Regions from separate parts of the Homo sapiens genome. Here region 2 is linked to region 1. The links are chromatin loops, found by intact Hi-C in ENCODE. Cell type or tissue: heart right ventricle. All regions are shown on one strand.

Evidence for each region. Peaks named below come from ENCODE experiments on the same cell type or tissue, not always from the same donor. Only the 100,000 strongest peaks of a DNase experiment are listed, where the experiment ranks them.
Region 2: it touches region 1 in a loop (2.1-fold over the local background); 2 of 110 quality-filtered maps call a loop at or near these places.

The regions. Positions count from the first base shown.
Region 1 is chr1:183,730,574-183,738,573 of GRCh38, reverse strand. It overlaps a transcript of RGL1 not described here. Among named protein-coding and RNA genes, the nearest start is that of RGL1, 71 kb to the left of the region's middle. In heart right ventricle, no CTCF peak of the experiment used is centred here; a DNase peak (open chromatin) is centred at 3,623; H3K27ac peaks cover 3,883 bases.
Region 2 is chr1:183,671,504-183,679,503 of GRCh38, reverse strand. It overlaps a transcript of RGL1 not described here. Among named protein-coding and RNA genes, the nearest start is that of APOBEC4, 22 kb to the right of the region's middle. In heart right ventricle, no CTCF peak of the experiment used is centred here; a DNase peak (open chromatin) is centred at 4,975.

The sequences.
Region 1 (8,000 bases):
ATTCCGCTAAAAAGAGCTAGAAGTCTATGTGACAGAGTCATTTTTTTGTTAAAATTAAAATAGGAGGCATATGTAGACTTTCCACTACCTCTGATATACTGTGCATCTTATAGTTGAACTGCTGACTTCTTTCTTTTTCTTTCTTTTTTTTTTTAGACGGAGTCTTGCTCTGTCGCCCAGGCTGGAATGCAGTGGCGTGATCTCAGCTTACTGCAACCTCTGCCTCCAGGGTTCAAGCGATTCTCATGCCTCAGCCTCCCGAGTAGCTGGGATTACAGGCATCTGCCACCACCTCCAGCTAATTTTTGTATTTTTTAGTAGAGACGGGGTTTCGCCATGTTGGCCAGGCTGGTCTGGAACTCCTGACCTCAGGTGATCTGCCTGCCTCGGCCTCCCAAAGTGCTGAAATTACAGGCATGAGCCACCGCACTCAGCCTGCCTTCTTTCTTAAAACACATAGTCAAGGCTTACAAGACAACCTCCAGGCAAATACCATAAATAATGGGCCCCTTCAACAGAATCATCAGATAATATGAAATCACTGTAAACCTAAAAGGCAAAATTTTCTGTTCTAGTTAAGAATTGGTCTAAAATATCGTAAGCCTTACGGACTCCTTTGGAAATCAATTTTGAAGAATTTTTAATTTAAAACACCTGATACCCAAAACAGAATTTTGTTTAAACAACTGGATGGTAAAATCAGCCTTAAGTTGGGAGTGGGGTGAAAAAAGGAACCTGTATGTATATAAAGGCAAATCTGATCAGAGAGCATAAAAGCAAAATTTTTCTCAAAAATTAAAAAAGAAAATTGTTTGGGAATTTTTTTGTAATTGTAAAAGGATTGTGATTGCATACTGCCTCAACCTTATGAAGCACAGAAATAAAATTAAAACAGGGAAGACAGGTGGGATGGAAGAAAGATGTGCTTGCTTGACACTGAGAAACAATCTGCAGATGAGAAAGCCATGGAAAGATTTTTTTTTTTTTTTTTGTAGAGATAGAATCTCACTATGTTGCCCAGGCTGGTCTCACCTGGGCTCAAGTGATCCTCCTGCCTCAGTCTCCCAAAGTACTAAGATTACAGGCATGAGCCACTGTGCCTAGTCTTCTTTTTAAAATATTTACTAACACTATGCTTATAATATCTATAATATGTAATCATAACTTATTTCTTCTATTCCTTCCAAAATAATCATTGACAGGAGGTCATAACATTTTCCATGGTCATAACAAAGGGCGCAGCTGATGGCTTCATACCCTAAGTGATCATTATGCACCAAAAGTAAATGAGCAGCTTCTCAGAGGCTAATCTTGAAAACGTTAAGTATTAAAATAACAATCTAAGAACACAATAACTTGCCATTATTAGTGTCTGTTCTTGCTATCAGATAAAAATTATCCATCACTTCCATGGATGCCCTTTTTTTGAAACATGGCTTTAAAAGTAAGTGCTAGGACACAACTCCACTCAAGTCTGTATTTATTTTATTAACCTCCATGCTGAACTTTGTTTGATACATCATTTTGTAATTTATTGAATTTTACTTTCCTTCTTATAATAAATAGCATATGAGACATCCCTCACAAATCGTTATTTTTTTCTCCTCCTCCTCCTCTTTAAATGGTTTGGAAGGAAAAGAAAGTGTTTAAAATTCAGAAACTTATTGAAATGATTTGGTGCTTCTTATCTTTATCTATTAGGGTCATGCTTTTCTTCTTCCTCTGCAGACTCCCTTATATGTGATAATATTTCTGCTTATTTTCCTTTTGCTTCTACCTGAAGAAATCTTTCAATTTTTCAAACTCAACTCAGATTTCTTCTAATCTTGAAAATGTCTGGCATTTACCCTGTTCCAGTCCCTTCCCATGATTATTTGTCTTTCTGCCATTTCTTTCCTCCTACATTCTCTCTTCCTCATTCCTCTTCCTAATGAGCTGAGGTCCTGTCCAGATAAGATAGGTTTGTTTATCTTTATATCCTACTATCTTCAACTCTTCCACCTAGAATGCTATCAAGAGCAGTCTTTGCATTTTAGTTTTACTCAAAGGTTCAGAATTGCCTAATGCAAAGTGCACTGAAATTCTAGTCACAAGACCTGAGTTAAAATCATGAAGCTACAGTTAATTCTCTGTGTAACCATTAAGCAAGCCATTTCACCTTTCTTGGCCTCAGTGTCCTTATCTTTAATATGAATAGGCTACAAGACTGCTGAGACCTCTTACAGTTACAAAAGTAAAGCATTCACCTCCCTCAAATGTAGAAAGCAAAACTAATGTGCATTGAATTATTTTTCCAGAAGAACTGAAGGCTCCAAACTACTAAACAAAACAGTGAAAGGTGATTTCGGTGTTTCACTCACGTATTGTACTTATTCCCATATTATGCATTCACTACTCAAAAGTCAAACAAACAGTATGATATTAAAATAGCCTCTTTACATACATGTATATAATATCGGGGTTTTGACTATTCAGAGATAACCCAAAACTCTGACATGTAGTCTATTGTAAGTGTGCTGAGGCTTTTTAAAGCTGCTATTTGGACATGCTCACCCATCCTTAGCATCTAACTCCTGGTTTGGTGGTAGACTTCTCTAACCATGATTGCTATTGTGATATCTACAAATTGTGGGATCCAAGAAGGTCTCAAGATACAGCCTCCTAATTGTGGAGGGGGCATGACAGTGATCTCACTAGTCTATTTCTTCTGAGAACACAGAGAGAAGCAGCTATCCAGAATCAAAGATGACCATATGAAAATGGAAACTGGGGCACAGACAGACATCAGAAGGGAAGGACTCCAGAAAGCCACAGCAGAGAGACAGATTCCTACTGCCCTGAGAAAGGAAGCCCATTAGATAATTTCGTAGTAATACTAAATGTTGCTTGTGTTTGAAGTGGAGGTATGAGTCAATGTACTAGGAGGTAAGAGAGCAACAGATTCCTATTATCTCTTCCTCTTTGGAATCTCAGCAGCATTTCAAGTCTATCTATATAAGGCAACTCAGTTATATCCTGAGTATTGCTTTTTTTGCTTTCCATAACTTACTCTGGTCTCCCCTGCTAGCCTGCCAGCTCTTTAAGAGCAAGATTAGACATAAGTTTGTTACACTGCTTCAATTTTTTACAAAACTCCATCACCCTTTTAAAAAATAGATTTTTACTTTTTTATTAAAGAAAATGTACTGGAAGAAGGAATTAAGCATTCAACATGATAATGTATTTTGGAATAAATGTCAATCATTGGGCAACCATTTTCAAAGGAATTTTAATTATATAGTGTCTCCAAATGCTGAGCAAGGTTGCACAATACTGTCTGTGGAGTTAGAAGTGACTCTGGGAGCAACTGTCTCCTGTTAAATGTAGAAAATTAAAGAAGTGTAAGGCATTCTTGCTTTATTCCAGTTGATATTTTAAAAGACTGGTCCAACTGGTCTTCAAACCACATACTTTCTCCCCCTTACTGATAGTATTTGGCCAAAGTTTTTAATAATTAAAAAAAAAAGAAAAATCCAGAGTGGGTTTGTACTACCCTGTGACCCTCCCTGGAGAAACGCTGCTCAGCAATCCCTGCTTTGCTCAACAATCCCTGCTCGGCACAGAGGGCCAACACAAGGAAAACAGTTGGGCTCCCTTCCTAGTCTCCATTCAGTGCAGCCGTCTGGTCACAAATCTGCAAAGACAGACGTGGGGAAGGGAGAGGATACTTAACAGAACAGAGCTGAGATCACAAAAAAATATCCTTTAGCATTCTAAGAGAGATAGAGGGAATTCCAGGGGACTGCCTTTTTTATTGCCTATATTTTTATTACGATAAAAAGTTCAGTAATTATGTTGCTGGAAAGCATGAAACAAGACAAAACTGTAAATCACATGACTGTCCCAGGCTCAAATGTTTCACAATTCTGTAAACACCAGCTTTAACTGGCTGAATGAAGGCAAAATGCAAAAACCATTAGGAGAGCATCATCCAGTTCAATAGTCACAGGCTAATTTTTATCAAGTTGAAGGAAATTAAGCTGATTTAGATCATAGCAATCCTTTAGGTCTCAACAATAACAACAGCAACATTGACAACACAACCCTCTCCACCACAGTGCATTCAATATTTACTACACCAGATACTGGGCTAGCATGTTACAAGCCTCAGTTTATCCTCAGAAGCTCAAATCAAGAGAGATTATGGAATAAGCCTTAGGGTTTCTCTCCAGTTATCCTGACCCAGAGCTGTGCCCTCACCACTCCACTCCACTGCTATCCTTTAATAGTCAGTGTTCCACTTACAAAATAACATCATGTAGATGTTCAAAAATCTGAGTTCCTAGGAATCTGAGCTCTCGAAAGGATTCAGAGGTGGACTTCTCACGGGAGGAATGCAAAGATCTAGAAATGTTAGATTCACAGGGGAAAAAATCTGTTGAGTTTACCAGTTAATACACAAAATCATTTTAACTAGCTTCCGAATCGACTAGCCCTTCCACATTTCAGGTTAAAGAGCAATCTGTTCTCAATCTTTTACTTCACCATAAACAGAAATTGAATCTATTTAATTACAGTCACTTTACTAAGCCAGAGGAAAATGGAAGGTCCCAATGGGGAAAAACTCTTTCAAGAAAACACTTCTGGGAGAGCATGTAGAGTGAGCTGGCTCTAAGCCAATCCTTATCCCTTCTCACAGTCTCTAAGTAGCAAGAACACCATGATTTTCACATATACCATATACTGCCAAATATCATTCCTCCTTCATTTGATCAGATAACACCTTATCCCATTACAGAAGACCCTTTAATTAGTGTCACATAATAATGATCTAGTTAGTGTTGAAGACCAAAACACCAGTTTGCTAGATTAGCTAGGTGCAAGAAGCTTTATACACAGAGTAGCATTTTTATTCCTATCTAACTATGTTGTTCCTTCTCTGAATGGGAATAAATCCTCTGGAATGGAAATAAATCCTTGTAAGTGGTGCTAAGGACAAAGGAATTGGTCCAATACTCATCCAGCAGGGGAGAGGGCAGAAGCTATGTGCCTTAGTTAGAATGAGTTATACTACTACTGGCTCAACATGGCAAACCTTTCCCATGTGGGATCAAAGACTCAATAACCCAGATGAACACAGGAACACAGGGACAATGAAACCAAGGGGAAACCACTAGAGATGCTGCTTCCTGACGCTGCCTTTTGCATAGATCTTGTGACTTTTCCCTGATGACCTGGTGCCCAAAAGCGAATACAAAGTCAAAGCCATATCTTACAGAATCCTGAAAAACCCTCCCAAAGACTTGAGCTTGACATAACATAGTGACATTTTTATCAGTAAATTCAGTAAAAACTGTTGTGTTGGTCACGATCCATGTATACTCAAGAAGATACAATCCCTATTTTTAATGAGAGCCCCATTTGTCCTTTAGCAAACCCCGTAAGGACACTCCAACATTAAAAAAAAATTTGTTTCCATGTTTTTTTCCTCTTACTCAGAGCTCTGTGAGGGTGTACTGTACCATATAGAATGCATCCTGCATTCATAAATATATATCAGAGGAGAAGCAGCTGTTGAATTTAACCTCGATAGTCCATTAAGGATGAAACCCTCGCATTATTTTAGAGTGAACCAAAAGGTTTTAAGCCTAAATGAAGCCTTTGAGAACCAAATTCTACTCTCAAATTTCAAACGGATTTTCAAAACATGTTTAGAAACTGCTTTGCATAGCAACGGAGTCAGAGTATTTTCAACTCAGCCTATGGGAAGGACCTTACTGGGATACATTCAATGGTTACTCAATTAGAACCTATTTTTTTTCTTTAAAATTGCAAATATTCGTAGCAAAACCAAGCCTGGCTTTCTCATCAGGCCTTCACAATAGCACCAGCTGTTCATCACAGTCTTTCCAAGGGCTGCATTAAATGACTTGTGTACATCTGCGGGGCTTCTGTGTTTGATCCTAGATTATATTTTCACTAAGGTTAAGGGTTAGAGTTTTGACAGATGTGGCTGTGTTCTAATTGGCCCATTTTATCTGGCCCTTTTCCACACACATACAGTATTCGATAGCCAAGTTTGTGAAATGCCTCAATTTTGATACTAACAAATGAGGGGTGGATGGAATGTAGGGCTTGAGCACTCGGTTGGGTGTCGGCTTTAGTTTCAGAGTCCATATGAAATCCATGCCAACATCTGTCTGGGGGGAAAGAGGATCATTTCATTCCATGTTACCATTTCATTCCAACTGGGTTACAGTTTCTTTTCTCTTCCTTTTATTCTTCCCTCCTTAAACTTTTACAGGACTTTCCATTTTTTTCATTGCCACAGATTGACCTTGCTATTTCCCATAAACCAAAGTGTAAACTTGAACTAAGATTGTATCTTGCGTTCTGACACCTTAGCACAACAGCAATCATGCAAATATAAGATTTAGCATTCCTGACTTTCTAGCTGGAGGGTTAGTGGGCCAATCTGACTGACTATAACAAGATGGCAAATTTGCAGGGACATGACGTGTAGTTTCCTTAAATCTCACCTAGCACCATGCTGTCACAGGAAGGAAGAAGTCCCTAAAGTTTTACGTAGCTATAGCCTAATTATTGTGCGAGGTGTGTATGGGGCAGGGCGAAACAAAGATAAGTTAAGCCTGTGTTCTCCACTAATTGGCCCTTGAGCTGGGAGTTCTTAATCTCAATTCCTGGGAAGTCTACAATCGTATGAGAAGAAAGAGATACATTTCAAAATGATAGATTATATTTCAAACTGACAGGATAGGTGTTAGAAGAGAGAAATACACAAGTGTATTACACTGAGAGCTCTTTGAGGTAAGTATTAATTCCCCATCCAGATGAAACTGAAGCTCAGAGAAATTAAGTGAATTGCCCAAGGTCACAGAGCAGGGTCCAAATTTGAAAACAGATCTGTCTGACTTAGAACAAAGCTTTCATTTTCATTTTGTCATGGCCTTTCAAAATTTTCACAGAATTGTGGCCATGTTACTATTTGGCTTTGTAACTTTAATGCTTAAGGAGAAACACTAACTCTCTGTAATAAGGTAGCAGGGGAAAGGCCAAGAGGGTTATCTGAAATTGTGCTTCCTTATCTGTGCTACCTTTTCTACCAAAGCTGAGAGTCAGTTTCTTCTACCTCCCTTCATATTCTATTTTATCAGCTCCTCCACATTCTCTAGTGCCTATCACACTTCCTCTGCCCTGCCCTTCAAGAGCTAAATAATTATTCCACTACTAAAAAGAAGTGGCAGAAAACAGAAGCAAAAATTGGACAGTCAGTTATTTCACTTCTTATTCACATATGTAAATTTTTGCCACAGAAATATGGTAACCTGTAAGTCTAGTTATTTTTAAGCCTTCTTTAAAACAACATATGGAATCTATTATAATATTCAATGACTTCACTTTTGCTTCTGCTCTAGAGATTGATGGGTTTATGATTTATAGCTCAAGTGAATTCAATTCTCAGGTTCATTGCTCCAATTTTGGTTGACATTGTTTCTGGATACCACAAAGATATTAATTGTTAACTTCATTGTGTACTGAAAAATGACTTATACACTTGCAAAACTTAAGTGGACTCAGAGTTACAACTTCTATGCACCCACTCCATTTGTCCACTTCAGACGGGACAAAAAGAAAGTGTGTTTTACTCTTTTGTGTGCCCTTAAAAGGAATTCGAGGCTTGTTACTTTGAAAGCATAATATCATGAACAGGATGAAGTATAGTGAAATTAGATCCAAATAGTTTTGAGGTCTTACCTGAGAAATAAGTACATTGATTAAGTCAGCCTAGAAATCTGTCAACAGCCTGCCTGGGTGAAGGTTGATTAAATCTCTCCCTCCTTCCCTGTTTCATTGCCACAGACCTCCAGAGTTGTTTAGATTCTACTCTAGTTCCTACTGGACCAATTAGTCAAAATTATGTTCTGTACTCTCCAAATTAAAATCTGGCAACACTAGCCTTCCATGTATAATGGACTGTCATAGTTGGTTTCCTGTAACCA
Region 2 (8,000 bases), 59 kb after region 1:
AGGAACAGAAAACTGAACGCCGCATGTTCTCACTCATAAGTGACAGTTGAACAATGAGAACACATGGACACAGGGAGGGGAACATCACACACGGGGGCCTGTCGGGGGTGGGGGGCAAGGGGAGGGATAGCATTAGGAGAAATACCTAATGTAGATGACGGGTTGATAGGTGCAGGAAACCACCACGGCACATGTATACCTATGTAACAAACCTGCATGTTCTGCACATGTATCCCGGAACTTAAAGTATAATAAAAATAAATAATAAATGTAAATATAAAAATACTTAAATCAAAGACTGGTGTGCTTTCGGATGTGAATTATAACTTAGGTAGAAATTTAAAAGGTTCTACAAGGGAAAGACTAAGTTTTAGGCTCTGCTGAAGCAACCTGACCCTCACATCTCAAAGGCATCAGCAGGAGGAGCCAGGAACAAATGATGGGCTTAGCCTTTCCTCCCTCTGATATGCTTAGGACCTATATATAAATGCTCTTCCATCCACTTTGGTACTCACGTCTCCTAGTCTTTCCACTTAAAAGCTGGAGGTGTTAATATGGCAAATGCCCAGCCCTAGCGGCTTCAGTAACTATTTTGGGCTTGTAAAAGGGGACTAACAGTGACAGTTAAGAGGTCTTTGTCTCACCCTTGGAAAGGCTGTTTTCTACCCCTTCTGTCATGCAGGTAACCAGTCAGTGTGAGACTGGATCTTCAAAGAAGCTAACCAGACCTCTCCAAAAGCCAAAGCCTTAGGAAATAGACTCATTCTTTCAAACATCACAACTTTTTTAAAAAAAGAAATCTTGCTTAGAAGAATCTTGCACTTAAGTGAGCCATAATCACACCACTGCACTCCAGCCTGGCGACAGAGGAAGACCCTGTCTCAGGGAAAAAAAAAAAATCTTGGTGTCAAAAAAAAAGAGACAAAGTAGCTCAACTCACCAACAACAAAACACAAGTGAGAGAGAAACATTCTTAAAGTTAATATGTGTTGGCCATTCACCAATTCATTCACATATTCCATTATAGTGCCTACTTTTTAGTAATAGACTATGTTAGTAATACAGAAGTAATATTTTTAACGTTGCTGATACATCAACAAAAAGTGATATAAACTCAAGTTCTCTTTGGAAGTAAGTCTGATATAAATCAATAAAAAACTCACTGATTATGGTATCATGATAGGGAAGAATATAAATCTATGGAAAGTGGGAAAATAATTCAAAGGAAGGCACTTTGGTCTTTGGTGCACCAATCTATTCCACAGAAAGCCAACTGTTTCATTGCCTAGGAGGTTACACACAGGTGCACATATTCTTTCATTCGTATGAGGAAAAGCAAATAGACATTATAGATGTTTTACAAGAAAAAAAACTGCACAGTGTCCCTCAAATTATTAATCCTCCAACCCCCAAAGTTCCACCTCATCCACATCTGCTTTAATAGTTTCATCTTTATGGAAATAATTGATATTTTAAATAAGGACTATGAGACCTCAACAGAATGATGAATTACATATGGAAGTATAATTTTATCACATCAGAAAAAAAGCCTTCCAGTTTAAAGGCTATGTTATCAAGAACCTCTGTTCAGACCTTCATTCTGAGGGTGCCCTGTTCTCCAGGTATCCTCACCACACAGACTGGATTCAAGTCCCAGCTCTCCGCCTCACTACCTACGTGACAACCTTGCTTCCCTCACCCCTAAAATGGAGATAACACCTAACTCATGGTGATGTGACATTGACCAGGGAATATACATGTGTAAAATGTTCACAACACCCCTAATTTGAGGGATACTGTGCAGTTTGTTTGCACATAATAAAGGTTCAATACATAGCAACCATTAACACTTCCACAGGGCTTTATATAAACCCTCTCTGGAAAACCCCATTGGGTAACCTCAGCTTACTTGGATTAAGACATAAAGCAACCTTTAAGGGATGTCAGCTCCCTAGGAAAAAGGACTTGAAAATAACATGAAATTGAGGATTAGTAAATATCCTGAATGACAGAATCAGAATCCAAAAGGTCTTCACAGAACAGAATGATGGGCAAATTAAACCCAGGTAATTGGGCCCAAGGGGGACAGCCTCCCCTTTGGAGTTTCTAGTCTGAAGCTAACTTCTGCCACTTGGCAAGGAAAGGAGGTATAGCAATGGGCAGCGGGCTCAGGTGAAACTTCAGTAGAAAAAAAAAGAGAGAGAGATCCCATCTTCCAAGTAAATCCAAAATTGATTAAATATTTAGTGAGAGAAGTTGTGGCTTTTATCTAGGATGGCACACAACTGAGGAAAATATTAATTCCTACTGCAAAAATACGATTTGGAATAAGCAAATCTGAGGTTCTGTTGGAGCCTTTGAGAATGAAAGGGGATACCATTAATTATGCCAGGACAATAGGTAAAAACTAGGGCTACCCTGGGCACAATGGGACATATAATCACACTATTTATACACATGCTGAAAGCTCTACATGTCTGAGTTGATGAAATGTTCAATGAATCAATAATTTGCTGATATTGCTTTAAAAATATTTGGGATTGCTAAGTGCTTATTATATGCCCTTTTCTGTCCTTTACATGTATTAACTCATTTAATACTCACAAAAAAAATCCAAAAATATTATAAAATACTGCAAATTTGAAATATGCTTATATTACAGATGAGGAAATTGAGGCATAGAGAAGTAACTTGCCCTTGGTTACTCTTCAGCTTATCTGCAGGCTTACACTGACTAAACAGAGACTCCAAAGCCAGAGGCCCCTGGGCTGTGTATTTCATCACTATGAGACACAGCCCAGGGGCCTCTGGCTCTGGAGTCTCTGTGACACATCCTCATCGATCTAATCACTTCAGGCTGCATTAAAATGCAGTGAAGTGCATTCTGCTAACCAAGAACAGGGTAGTTCTACTTGCCCCTGTTTCAGTTAGAACATAGCTAGGGACATTGTTTTTGATTCCAGGTCCCAATTTTTCATACAAACTAGATTCATTGAACTGTGTTCAGTGTGGCAAGGAAATGTGAGACTGTGATACATATGGATGAGTGGAAAGAAATGGAAATGCTTCGTGTAGGGAAGAAAAGACTTGATGGGGCATGAGAATGGCTCAACTATGTGGGTGGCATAGGGAAGAAAAGTGAGACATGTTCTATTCAGCAGCTTTCAAACTCTTTTGACCATTGAGATACAGTGCACATACATAGTTAATTATATAATTAAATAAACATAAAATCAAGACAAAGGTTTCATGAAAACTTTACTACTTGTGATATACTCTGATATTTTCTATTTTGTTCTACTCTCATTCTGTTCTATTTGTTCTTCTTCTCCTTTTATTTATTTATTATTATTTGTTTTTAGAGACAGAGTCTCTGTCACCCAGGCCAGAGTGCAGCAGTGCAATCACAGCTTATTGCAACCTTGACCTTCTGGGCTCAAGCCATCCTCCCACCTCAGCCTCCTGAGTAGTTGGGACAACAGATACACATCACCATGCCAAGCTAATTTTTAAATTATTCTGTAGAGACCTGTGCTCATTACGTTGCCGAGGCTGGTCTCAAACTCCTGGGCTCAAGTGACCCTCCTGCCTCAGCCTCTCAAAGCACTGGGATCACAGGCATGAGCCACCACATCTGGCCTTTTTCTTCTCTTTTAATGATGGTCATAACCAATTAAAATTATTTCACAACCCTGAATTTCAGCCTGAAATTTTAAAAATACTGCTCTTTATGGTCCCCAAAAAAGAAACTAAAGAGCAGAGGATAGGCATTACAGGAGAGTATATTTTAGCTCAACATAAACAGTAACTAAATAACAGCCAGAGCTGTTCAAAATTGTAAGGGATACTGCAGGACACAGAAGTTTCCCAACACTTGCAGGTGATGTAGGTATCCCATCATGGGCTGTGACTAGATTGGAAAGAATTTAAGCATTAGTTAAATGGCTGAAATAAAGGAATCCTTGGGTTCTTTCCAAATCTGAGGTTCCATTATTCTAAATCATATTTTTGTAATAGTGATAACACTTTTTCTTCAACAATGTCCATTTTCCAAAAGCCTTAGATATGTTCCAAGATACCAAAAGAGAGAAAAAAAAATGTAGGTTGGTAGGTAGGAAGGAAAGAAGGGAGGGAGGGTGGGAGGATGGAAGGAAGGAAGGAAGGAAGGATAGAGGGAAAGAAGAAAAGAAAACAAAGAGAAAAAAAAAAACCATATAGAATTGAAATGTTTCCTATGTAAATAAAAGGGTTTTTGCCTTCAAAATAAAGTCTAAAGCTCTACTTTCCCCATCCCAACCAAAATGTAAACTGGGTTCATCCAGAGTGCAAGATTCCCGAGTGCCCTGTGTAAGTAAAAGAAGAAAAAAAGGCATCTGAAAATCACTCCAGGCACTATGATTGGCTCTGATGGTTTCCTTTTGGATCATTCTGGATGATCAGCTCAGAACAGAAGAGCTGAGATTGGCTCATAAATTGATGTGTAAAATAGCTTTCAGCAGGGTTTGGTCAATTCCTTTTGACAGGTATACACATTGCAACAATCTTCAAAGGCAACTTCTGGGACAGCCGCCTAATTACTTTTGAAGATACTGCCAAGAAAGAAAAGACAGAAAATATGAAGAGAAATCTAAATAAAGACAGAATGATTGAAAGGGGGGCATTAACACAAATCCTAAAGGATGCAATTGATAGATGAAAGATTAAAGATTATATTAGACCACTATCCACCAACAATCATGCAACCTATCATTTCTGTGGGCTCACTACCGGTACATAATGCACTCTTGCCTCCAGGTATCTTATTTAATTCTCAAAGCCATCTTCATAACCAAATGCTAACTCCACTGGCAGAAGACCAGGGGTTATTCTCTGAGGAAAACTGATGTTTCAGTAATGATCTCAGCAGAGCTTCCTAAAAGAGATAGAAAAGTCCAAACTGGGGTAAATGATCCATCAAGGCTGCCAAGAGTTCTCTGGATGCTTTCCACCAAACTCAGCTTCCTTCCAAGGTCTCAGAGTAAAAAGGTTGCATGGACTACAAGAGCCACAATCCAGTCACAGCTGGTTTTATTTGATACACAGGAAGATGGCTATACATGAATTAAGCAAATTTAAAAAAAACAAAAGTGTATCCTCAACTGTAAAGGGTATCCTTCTTCCTGACAAAATCAGTGATACAGCATTTATCTTCAATTAATACTATAGGTACAAATGTTATCAATATATAATAGAAAGTATTTGGAATTTACATACTCAGTAACAAGTGTTTTTTTAATGACATATAAAGTTAGAAGCTATTTGCTCAGACCATCTTGGCATCCTAGAAATGTGAATCCTGAGCTGGACTCACTCCCATGGTGTTATAAACTGTGCTACAAACCCTCAAATCAGGGAAAGCGAGTCCTTTGTGGAAAGATGAGTCCAGGAAATAAACTGAAACCAGACCTGAGTTTAGCAAGTGAGTGAAGACAAAGACTTGGAAACACAAGAAAAAGAATAGAGGTTGACATAATTCAGGTAGGTTGGAATTCAAAGCATGCCTAGACCTTGGCAACAGAGACCAGATGGATTAAGACAAAGCCAAGACCAAGCCAAGCAGGGTGAAGGAACACATACAAGCTCCAGGGGCCTGCCAGATAGACACTTGCAAACCCAATGCACCATGTCTAAAGACACAGCAAGTTCACACTTGGTTTAGGCAGGCATCTGGAAAAGAGGATGATCCCAAAGGGTAGGGCATGGCCACAAAGGTAGAGAATGCCATCATAGCAAGACTTCTATTTCTAGCAATAGTGTGATGTAAGTACACAGAAAAACTGAGAATTGTTAAATATAACAAAGATTCTAAATGTACAGCTGAGCTCTCACGGAAGTAAGAGGAATTTAGAACCAAAATCAGAAAAAGACATAAACATAGAACTGCTGCACTGGCATCGACATTTAAGTCACACAGAGGGCATTTGTTAATATTGGTAATCAAGAAGTTCAGGATTTCACAGACATACGGAATCAACAATGAAGCCTTGGGTTTGCTCAACCTGATGAAGTAGAACAGAGCCCTTCCTTGCCCCCATGACCCCTAAAGGGCTACTCTCTAAGTGCAAAGAGATGACAAGGAATCTGTCTATCTCAGCCTACATGTTTGATGAGAGAAAGAAAAAGGTTCCCCAAACATGAGTTTCAAATTTATGCTACCTATATAGTTCAGGAACCCAAAGTTGAGACACTGATATTAAACTGGTCCAGGTCTGAAAACACACTCACAGTGCCTGTAAAAATCAAAGGCAAATTTTCTCTAGAGCAATGGTTCTCAATCTTGACTGTGAGGTTTTAAAAACACTGATGCTTCAGTCTCATACTCACAGTATCTGAGTTAACTGGTCTGAGCTTCAACCTGGCATCTTGATATTTAAAGGCTCAGTAGATTAATCTAATATGCAGGAAAATTAAAAAACACTGCTCTACACCAGGAAGAATAGCTAATGGATGCTGGGCTTAATACCTAGGTGATGGGATGATCTGTGCAGCAAACTACCATGGCACATGTTTACCTATGTAACAAACATGCACATCCTGCATACGTACCCCAGAATTTAAAATAAAAGTTGAAGAAGAAAATGGAAACATTGCTCTAGAAAGACATCCCATGAATGTAAGCCACACAGGATCCCCACCAAGTATGACTTACTAAATAAAATTTTACCACACTCAAAAAGCAATCCAGGTAAGCAAGAGTAGGTAGAAATAACAAAAAGCAGAGTTAGACTCCCAAGAACTTTAGAAAATAGAATTGTTTGTTATAGTCTATAAGAACATTTAAATTAATTAAAGACCAAAATCCCTAAAGCATGTAGAAATGATAAACATAAGCACTGGATTTTTAAAACCCCTTAAGTAGGTTAAATAGCAGATTAAAGACCTGTAGAAAGAAGTGGAGAACTAGATGACTGATCCGGAGAAATTAACTAGAATGCAGCATTGAAAAATGAATGATAATTTTTATAGCCACTGCAAAAGAGAAATGAAGAATCACATAGAATAAATGAAAATGTTCAACATATACCAAATCTATGTTCCAAAAGATGGGAAAAGAGAGAAATATTTTTATCTGTTGAGAACAGAGAAACATTTCTCTGTTGAGAAAATAAGACTCAGAAAATAATGACTATTTTTCTGAATTAATGAAAAATAAGAATCATGAAATTTGGGTTTTAAGCAGGATAAATCCATACCTAAACACATCATAGTGAAATTAAAATATCAAAGGTAAGGGCTGGGCGCCATGGCTCATGCTTGTAATCCCAGCACTTTGGGAGGCCGAGGCAGGTAGATCACCTAAGGTCAGGAGTTTGAAACCAGCCTGGCCAACATGGCGAAACCCCATCTCTACTAAAAATACAAAAATTAGCCAGGCATGGTGGTGGGTGCCTGTAATCCCAGCTACTCAGGAGGCTGAGGTAGGAGAATCGCTTGAACCTGGGAGGCAGAGGTTGCAGTGAGCCAAGATCGCGCCACTGCACTCCAGCCTGGGTGACAGAGCAAGGCTCTGTCTCAAAAAAAAAAAAGAAAAAAAAAATCAAAGGTAAGGAATGTTTCTTAAATGTCACAAAGAAAAATTATCTATAATGAAACAACTAGACCGACAATGAATTTCTCAACAGCAACCACTTGGAGGATTTTCAGAGCTCACCATATGCCCTACTGAGTCTACAGCCATAATACTTCCTCTCAGCTTCCATATACTCTACCTAATTGGAAAACCAGATTGAACTGAGTTTAGCTCCATTTGGAAGAAATTGGGACAAGAGAAGCTGAAAATGGTGATAATTTAAATATCAAATTTCTTGATAAATGTGGTATCTTTGGAGATTTATGGGGCATTAGCTATCCAAATGAAGAAACTACAGAGTCCCATCCACTCTTCATTCCCTTTCTGTCAAATGGCAAGCTTAGAAGAAACTAGTCTTTCTAAATTGATATAGTAAATGCTTCCTTTCACT